Linked DNA regions of Homo sapiens: region 2 is linked to region 1. A link is a loop called in an ENCODE intact Hi-C map of the cell type or tissue named here. Cell type or tissue: IMR-90. All regions are shown on one strand.

Region 1 (5,000 bases):
AAGTAACCACTAAGACAATAACTAAAAATATATATACAGAAAAGGAATGAGAAAGGAATCAACATGATACACTATAAAAAAAATCAACTAAACACAAAGGATGGTAGTAATGGAAGAACTGAGGAACAGAAAACATGTAAAAATAAATAGCAAAATGACAGAAGTCCTTCCATAGCAGTAATTACTTTAAATGTAGATGGATTAAACTTTCCAATAAAAAGACAAAGATTGGCAAAATAGATTTTTTTAAATGTGATCCAACTATATAGTGTAAGATTCTTTTTAGTTTCAAGGACATTAATAAGTTGAAAATACAACTAGGGAAAAAGATATGCCATGCAAATAATAACCAAAAGAGAGCTGGAGCTGCTATACTATTATCAGACAAAATAGACTTTAAGTCAAAAAATGTTATGAGGGACGAAGAAGTGCATTATATATTGATAAAAGCGTCAATTAAACAAGAAGACTTTATTTCTTCTTGTTTATAATATTTATTTATAGAAAATAATTATTTGTAGAAAACAACAAGCTCAAATTATATGAAGCAAACATTGACAGATTTGAAGGGAAAAAGAAACAGTTCTACAATAATAGTTGGAGATTTTAATACCCCACTTTTTTTGTGTGAAATAGGGTGTCACTCTGTGGCCCAGGCTGCAGTGCAGTGGCACAATCATGGCTCAGACAGCCTCAACCTCCTGGTCTCAAGCAATCCTCCCACCTCAGCCCACCAGTAGCTGGGACCACAGGTGCACACCACCACACCCGGCTGATTTTTTGTGTTTCTCACTTTGAATAATGAGTAGAACCCTAGACAGAAGGCCAGTAAGAAAATATAGGACTTGAACAACACTATTGACCAATTAGACCTAACGCATATGAAGAACATTCCACCCAACAAAAGCAAATACACATTCTTTCCATGGAATATTCTCCAGGATAAACCATATGGTAGGCCACAAAACAAGCCTTAATATATTTTAAAAGATTGAAACCATACAATGTATCTTCTCTGAACACAGCAGAATGAAGCTAGAAATCAATAAGAGAAGGAAAACTGGAAAATTCATACATATTTGGAAACTAGACAACATACTTTTAAACAACCAATGTGTCAAAGAAAAAAAAATCACAGAAAATGAGAAAATATCTTCAGATGAATGAAAACATAACACCAAACACTTGAGAGATGCAGCAAAAGCATCAGCTCAGAGGGAAATTTGTAACTATAAAACAGCTACATTTAAAAAAAAGATCTCAAATTGATAAATCATCATTTTGTAAAATATATACATACCTATAGATATAGACACATAGATTTGCATGGGGGTATTTCCAGAAGGATAAACATCAAAATGTCAATACAGGTTATCTCTTGAGTGTTTGGGAATTTTTTTCTTTACGCTTTCTTTTTTATATTTCTATGATTATTACATTTAAGTTATAAAATGGAAAAATAAATCTCCAAAACCAATAGCACTTTGAAGCTACAAGCCATAGCCCAAGACCTATTTTACTCTAAACACAGTATCCAATGGTGTCATGCATTTTTAAATAAATAAGGTAGATAATTCATAAAGTGACATTCAACAAGCACTTCTTGAGCACCTATTATGTTCTAGGCACTGTTACATAAATGACTTTACTTCAGTGTGCTTAGATTCCCCTTTCCATTCCTAAGTATGGTGTCAAGTGTATCCACTCTCCTTTGTCACAAGTATTTGAATTTGGATTTTAAGTCTCATTTCTAATTGTTTAATGCAGTTAAATCCCTACTAAAGGAATATCTGGCATCACACTACCAACCCTTGGCCTGCCTCAGTGATTTCAGGCTTTGCAAGGTCAAAGTAATTTGTCTCATCAATCACCACCTCTGTACTGGCCTACTCCTGAAAGTAGACAGCCTACTGACTCTGAGGTGCATTCTTAAGGTTGATTGCAAAGTGGGAGGACCAAATCTCAAAAACTGGGCCCCACTGGCCAACACTATCAAATACAAATTCTCCACTTGCTAAATATTCCTTCTGGTATCTTTCTCCCACTTTCCTTACTCCCTTCCTTTCTGGAACTCTGATTTGGCCTCCTTCTAACTCGCCTCTCTGCTGTAAGACCACTAGATGGTGCAGTTTTAGAACCCATTCTCACTGGATCTTCTCTCCTCTCTCTGGCTCTCCCGCCACAGATCACATGTCTAATCCAGCAAGAAAACACCTTGGGGCAGGAGTTTCCACTGCCAAGACAGCTATACCCAAAGGGGATGGCAATAGCAACAACCTCTGTTCAGTTTTGTGGTCCTCGTGCAGCTGGTTGTGTGTTCATCTGTTGACATTTGGAGGTGCGGTGGGGGATGTTAATCAGAGGAGCAGTACCTGAGAGAGGGCCTCTTTCTCACACACTGCGGAGAACCTCTGTGAACAAGGAAGAGGGTAACACTCTAGGTGGCGATGCACGGAGCCCCGTGGCCTGGTTGCTCGGCAGGGTGAGGAGAAGCTGTAACTGCCAGAGCCTGAGAATCGCCCCTTCTCAGGACATGGCGTACTCCCTGCGCTCGCCTGCACACTGCAGGGTCAGCTGACTGCCGTCCCTCCACTTACAACAGCGGGACGGCCACTCTCCCTGACGCACGCAGTGACCCGAACAAAGCCCGTGGGAATCATGGGGCGTTCCTGGAGGGTCGCCTAGACGACCCAGCCCAACCCCACCCACAGTGCCTGGCAACCTAGACCAGTCAGGGACGCGGCAGGAAATGGAAGAGCCTCCGCAAGAGGCTCTGGCTGAACCCTTGAAACATGAAAGCCCAGCCGCTCCCTCAAGTGCTGGCCACACTAAGGGCCAGGAAGAAGACGACCAGAAGAACCAGGCCGAAAGGAAGGCAGATAACCACACTGCTCACAGAATAGCTGACCAGACTGCCCTAAGAGTGCCTAGCCAGGCTGAATCCAGCATATTTAGCCAAGCTACCAACGGAGTAGCTGAACAAAATGGGCATAGTACACCTGGTCAGGCTGGCCGCAGAGCATCCAACCCTGCTGATGTTTCTGACCTTAGAGCAGATGATCAGGTTAATCAAACACCGTCTGAACAGACTAAAGGCAAGGCATCTAGCCAAGCTAATAATGTACAGCATGAACAGAGTGATGGTCAGGTGTCTGGCCTGACGGAGGAAAGAACTGCTGAACAGACTGAACGAAGATTACCTACCCAGGCTGAGAGAAGAACTTCTGGGCAGATTGATGGTAGACTGGCTATGCCATCTGACCAGAGAGGTTCCAGACAGACCGACCACAGAATGGCAGGCCAGTCTGAGAGAAGAGCTTCCGAGCAGATGGACCGCAGAATGTCTGGCGAGGCTGAGCGAAGAACTTCTGAGCAGATTACACACAGATTATCCAAACTATCTGAGAGAAGACCTTCTGTGCAGATTGACAGTGGGTCATCCGTCCCATCTGACCAAAGTCCTTCTGTACAGATTGACAGTGGATCGTCCGTACCATCTGACCAAAGACCTTCCGTACAGATTGACCGCAGAATGTCAGGGAAAGTTAGGAGAAGAAGTTCTGAGAAGACTGACTACAGATTGGCTGGCCTGGCTGACCCAGGAACTTCTGAGCAGACTGACCTCAGATTGTATGGCCTCGTTGACCACAAAACATCTGTAAAGACTCACCACCAAGTGTACGGCCAAGCCACTGAACTAGCTGAACACCAGGCTATTGACCAAGCTCATAGTAATGCTGATCAACCTCCAGTTGACAATGCTCACTACACTGAATCTGACCAGACTGACCACTTAGCAGACAGACAAGCTAATCATAAAGACCAGCTGTCTTACTATGAAACACGTGGCCAGTCTGAAGACAGAATATTTCCCCAGTTAGGCAACAGCAAAGAGGACAAAGAGGCTGACTACAGAGTACAACCCTGCAAATTTGAGGATAGCCAAGTAGACCTCAATTCCAAGCCTTCAGTTGAAATGGAAACTCAGAATGCAACCACTATCCCACCCTACAACCCAGTTGATGCCAGATTCACCAGTAACTTCCAAGCAAAAGACCAAGCTCTTTTCCCAAGACTCCCCTCCATCTCATCCAAATTGAACTATACCAGCAGTCAAGAAAAAACTCAAGCCATAGTAACCAAATCTGTAAGTTAAATGGGCATTTGATACCTACCTGGGAGATCAGAGATCTAGACGGGGCCTGGAGAGTAAAAATAGGGGTACAACGGAAGGGCACATGTTGCATCAAGGATAAAGAATAAACCCACATGTTGTGGTATGTGTGACCCATAATTTCAGGAAGGGCAAGAGAAGGATGGGAAATAAAAGAGAATTATTGCCTTCTCTACTACCCAAAGGCCATTCAGGAAGGATTAATAAACCAGGATTCAGGAAACCTGCATTTTAAGTCCTAGTTCTGCAACTAACTCTGTGATATTAAGTCATTTTCCCTCTCTGGGCTTCTACCAGGAGAAGGGAATTTGGAGTTGATTAGACATCCCTGTGAAGGAAAAAGTACTTGAAGTTGATTGGCAATGCCTAAGGTACCTCCCAGGACATGAGGTGCATTATATTGCACCTGGAGACCTGGAGGATTATCCAAGTCTCTCTTAAAAATGTGTATTTTCTCCAACTCCTTGTGTTAAGATCTCATCAACATCAGGTTTCACTGATAATGACAATTCCTAGGCCCTTCAGGTTTACTAAGGACTTTTTGGTGGGGGGATTTAAATTTCAGGATGAATTTTCAGAAATTGACCAAGGAAAGGGTTATCATATACGCAATCAAACTTATAGAAGGTTCCCTTCTATAGTTTATGAAGATCCTTACCAAGTTTCACTCCAATACATGGAAAAACACCACATTCTGCAAATATTCCAGGTAAACCTCTCAATTCCTCTCTTTAATTATAAGTTTTTCAAGAGGTACAAGAAAGAGTGTATTCTGTAAAAAGGGATATATTCTAATTGAGAAGACAATAAGTGCATTAAGATGTAG
Region 2 (5,000 bases), 61 kb after region 1:
ATCCTGGATGAAAGAGCCAGACTCTGTCTCAAAACAAACAAAAAAGCGTGGGGACTTCTGGGGACAGACAAGGTGCCTGTTATATATTTACTCAGTCTTTGCCCTGAATGGTCTCAGCTTGAGACCATTTCAAACTGGAGAGAAGCAAGCCAGCCAATAGAATGGGGTGATTTACAGGGATTTCTGTTTACTGTCAAAATATTTCTCATCTGCACTATGTTTCCATTTGTGGTCCTGAAGGAAATTCTTATAACTCAACATTTGTCTGGTCTTATAAGTAAAGACAGCTTTAAAATCTGTTCACTTTCATTTTTACCAATGTCATATATGAGTCTAACAAAATGGGTTTTCCAACAGAAAAGCCTAAAGCATGGGAATTAAAGTGGAGGAGGTAGAAACTGCAGACACAGGGTGTGGCTTCCTGCTGGATGCTGGCAAACGCTGCCTTACAGTTAAACGGTGGGAACTTCTACGCTCACTTTTACTTTTTGCTCCTGCTACACTTACCCCAGAAGCAGTGATGAGACTAATGCTCTTCAAATCATTTACCTCATGCAATTGAAAGCAGTGGAAACCTCGCCCATGCTAACTGCAGAACTGTGTGTCCTTCATGAAGAAAACACTTTGGCGTCCTGCTCCCAGCTGACTCAGACGCAGGCAGCACCCCCATCCCATGCCCCCACCGGGTACCTGTGAGTGAGGCTGAGCGTGGGGGTAGGGGAAAGACAAGGAGGATTGGAGGGGACTTGCCTTGGTTGTAAAGCTGGCGCAGGAGCCCGATCCCTGATTCCCAGGAGAGGGAACCAAATGTCCATGTCCTGACAGCACAGCCAGTTCACCTCTCCTTGGCCTGCCTTGTCTCTCCTGAATGAAGATCATGGGATATCGAGATAAATGACACCTGTGCTTGGCTGAGAAGGTTCTCTCTGTGGTCCTTTAGAAGACAGGAGGACAGGGAAGGAGCTTCCTCTGGGCAAAGCTTTGAAACAGCCGTGCTCTCATTTTCCTCCGCACACTCTCTCCTGTGTGTTCTGGTGCCTTTTGCCTCCACCACTCACTGGGCTTTCCAGTGCCCTCACCTCCCGACTGCCTGAGCAATTCCTGCCCCAAACCCACTCCTACTTCCCTTCCAGGGCTTCATGCTCCAAAATTCTCTCTACATACAAAATTCCCCGCCTCCCTCCCCCCCCCCCTTTTTTTTTTTTTTTTTGAGACAGAGTTTAACTCTTGTTGCCCAGGCTGGAGTGCAATGGCACGATCTCGGCTCACTGCAACCTCCACCTCCCAGGTTCAAGCGATTCTCCTGCCTCAGCCACCCAAGTAGCAAAATTCCCTTCTTATGATTAGATCTCGGCTAGGTTAGGGGAAGGCCTTTTTGGAAACCAATTCATACTAAGGAGTGGGTGACAACTCAACTCCACTCTCTCAATCTCTATGACGTTTTCTTGATAACTGAGGTTGATCTCTAGTTGGTGGAATCCAGCACAGCAGTGGGAGCATGAAAGAGCCATTGCGGGACAAGATGGCCCACCTACTATTCCTTAAATCTTATCCCCTGACTTCCTTACCAAGCAATAACTAAAAGAGAAGGGGCCGTCAGTGAGCCACTGCCCCCTGCCCCCTCTCCAGCTAGTTTCCTTCCTGCAGCCTCAGCCTCCTTTATAGAAGGTGCAAAGTCCACTATAAATGGGGGCAGGCTCTGCTCCTTCCAAAACCAAATAAGGTCCTAAACACAGGCACCCACTATGTCCTGGGGCTCCAACACTTGAGGAGGACACACCTTTCAGCTAAGACAGAAACGAGGTCTGAGGATCACCCTGCAGAGAGTCTGGCCATTCAGGACTCCTGTGCTTCCCTCTACAGGGCTCTCCTGTTTTAACCTCAGGACAGTTTCTATTCTGCCCAGTTCCTGCTCCCATGTCCCTCCACCTTCCCTGGAGGCCCAGCCTTGCCCCTCTTCCTTCTGGCTCCAGGGACTGGAAGTGGCCCCAAGCCAATGCTCAGGCAGGCCCAGGCTCAGCCCCAGCCCCAGCCCCAGCAAACCAGGGAGGCAAAGGGGAACCAGGCGGCTTGGCTCTAGGGATCTGGCAGCTTGCTGAGTGTGAGACAGGCCCAGACACAACTATCTTGTGAAACTTCCCTCTTCAACACCTGCTTATCAGGTGGGCAAAGAATAATTACTAACACCAAAAATGTGTCAGGCTAATTTGGGTAAGTTTTACTTGATTGCAACGCCAGGCGGGTCATCATGCTCTCTTGGCTGGCCATTTCCATCCCTAGATTGCTCCACAGGCTCCTGGCAGGCAAACAGTCTGTCATTTAATTTTTAAAAGCCCATTGCTCCTACTTGTCAGCCTTGTAGCTTTTCTTTCTCTACATCAGCTGGAATAAACAGGAACTGCTTCTATTTTAAACAGAAGATCAGATATTTTCTGGCTACCCATAAAAGGAATACTAGTCATGTGAACTTGAAAATCTAACCTCCTCTCAATCTCACACCCCCACCCCAACCAATCTGACAACCTGTGTTGTGGTTGAGGAATTAGAAACTAAGCTGGTTTCTCATTTCTATTGATGGAACAATTTCCTTTCTCCTTCTGGGTCTAGTATTTCCTCTAGTGTCTCTTCCAGATCCTTCTCAGCCTGTATAAGTGAGACTGAATCAAAGAAGAACCCCAAAGAAGGGTAGCTATAGACTACTGAGTTTGCTATTGTATTATAAGGCTCAAGTGGCCAGATCCCGTAAAGGGATCCAGAAACATTGTAGAGAAAGGCAGCCTTGCCGAGAAACAGAGATCCCATACACTTCTCCAACCAACCCTTCCCCCAGCACACGCCCCCACTCCACATTGTTAAGACACAAATAGTCAAATCCTGGAGTTTGGAGAAATGGTACTGTCATGCCCTACTTTCTAGTGGTTTCTACCCTGAGTTCCTCTTGAAAAAGAACTACAGAGCAACAGATGCTGGTGAGGCACTCACAACTAGGCTCAACTATTCTCCTGTTAGACATAAACAATCTCACAGAATACCAGCCTCATAGGGTCACTCTGAGACCATGACAAAACGAGGCAAGCCAAGGCCACTGCATAATTTTGTCTATGCATAGACAAAAACAAGGTCACTGTGCCACCCACAAAAAACCAAACACCTGCTTTCTTGGCTAAAATTAGTGACTGCTATGTCTTCCCAATTACAGCTTTATTCTCTTGCTAGTCTCCCTCCCTACAAATAAAACTTATTGAAATAAACAACCATGGACTTGCCCCTGCTTTCTGATAATATCCAACAGAGCAAACCCTTTCTTGGACCCTCCCCAAATGACCCAACCAAAGCCCAAATGCTGTAATAATTCTAACTTCCTTCTACTGAGTTGCTTCATGGATCCCCCATGGTGTGTTCTCACTCACTGCAACGATTGCAACTAGTCACAATCCCAATTTTTTTCAAAATAGAGCTCTTGAATTTATTCCTCCAACTGAAATTTTGTACCCTTTGATCAACTCTAACCCAATTAATTTATCTGCAATGTGTTCCTGGGGGGTTTTGGCTGAAGAGCATTGACACTCTCCAAGTTAGTCTTCCAATCCTTATTTCCTCTAGGAAATAGGATGTATTTATTCCTTCCTGGTGTAGGTGTATTTATTTATCCATCACCATGAAGTGGTTAAGAACATGAACTCTGGAGTCAAAGTACTTGGCTCCAAATCCCAGCTCTTTGACAAGTCACTTAGCTTCTTGGAGCCTGCTTCAGAAAAACTGGTCTCTCCTCACACAGGACTGGGAGGATTCAGTAAGATACGTACAGTGTGCATCGGTCTATAAGAGATGCCAATCAGGAGGTTATATCAAGGAAACTGATACAGAGCAAGCACTTAGTTTATTATTATGTCCCACCCTTCACCAACCTCTGCTCCAAGCCCCCACATCTCTCTCTCATTCTCTCTCTCTCTCTCTCACACACACACACACACACACACACACTCACACTCCACACATGGGCACACAAGGTTTGATAATTTTATTTAAATCTTAACAATTATCAATGGAACAATGGAGGCTTTACCTGTACAGGTGTACTTCCTAGGGGTGGAACCTCTAAACCACTCCCTTGTGTATACTTTTAGAATGATCAGGCCCTCTCAGCAGGTATAAGATGGTTATGCATATACAAAAAAATCAACGAAGGTAGAAATAGCATAAAATATCGAAGGCACTAAGGATAGAGGGTTTTTTTTTTAAGTTATAGAATGTGATTGGTGAAAAAGAACTTATGAAATGTACCTGAATATGCTTCATCTTGCAGAACATGTTAATGGTTTTTGGTAGGGACTGCATATATGAATAGGATTGGGGAAAGTGAATTTCAAGTCTGGGAGAAAATGTCTTTTATCTCACTCAAGTCCATTCACAGAGCATTTTGGGGCTCCCAGGAAATCTATCCATTGGGGCTTGAGTGGAAGTGATGGGGGTAAGGGCAGAAAAATTACAGATGGAGTTGGGGACAAAGTTCTGAGAGCAGCTGAGAACAGGAATGCACTTTCCAGGGTCCAGACAATACTAACTCTCTGTAGGAATTAAGACAATGACACACATTCAGGAAAATTACCACAAAGAAGTAGAGAAGCCAAGAAGAAGGCAATATGATGTAATGGTCTTGAAAGTCAAAGGGCCCGAGTTTTGCTCAGAATCTGCCATTTGCTGCCTGTGAGACTCCTGGCAAGGCACCCTCCTGGCTGAGACCTCTACTTACTCAACTTACTCAACTGCCCTCTTACCTCAAGAGTCAGAAGCATCGGCCAGGCACATTGGCTCACGCCTGTAGTCCCAGTACTTTGGGAGGAAGAGGCAGGCGGATCACCTGAGGTCAGGAATTCAAGACCAGCCTGGCCAATATGGTGAAACTCCGTCTCTACTAAAAACACAAAAATTAGCCGGGCATGGTGAGGCATGCTTGTAGTCCCAGCTACTTGGGAGGCTGAGGCAGGAGAATCACTTGA

What was found. Peaks named below come from ENCODE experiments on the same cell type or tissue, not always from the same donor. Only the 100,000 strongest peaks of a DNase experiment are listed, where the experiment ranks them.
Region 2: a loop joins it to region 1, with 5 times the contacts of the local background. A loop is called at or near these places in 10 of 110 quality-filtered maps.

What each region holds. Positions count from the first base shown.
Region 1 is chr3:119,143,441-119,148,440 of GRCh38, forward strand. TEX55 (testis expressed 55) reads left to right here and starts at 2,725. Exons shown (of 3, transcript NM_152539.3): 1 at 2,725-4,147; 2 at 4,740-4,883. The coding sequence starts at 2,750. It also overlaps a transcript of IGSF11 not described here. RefSeq lists a silencer at 1,982-2,276. In IMR-90, a CTCF peak has its summit at 2,123 (motif pointing right); a DNase peak (open chromatin) is centred at 2,131.
Region 2 is chr3:119,204,845-119,209,844 of GRCh38, forward strand. UPK1B (uroplakin 1B) reads left to right here. Exons shown (of 8, transcript NM_006952.4): 8 at 1-299. Among named protein-coding and RNA genes, the nearest start is that of B4GALT4-AS1, 19 kb to the right of the region's middle. RefSeq lists enhancers at 1,503-2,029, 2,030-2,554. In IMR-90, no CTCF peak of the experiment used is centred here; no DNase peak of the experiment used is centred here; H3K27ac peaks cover 458 bases.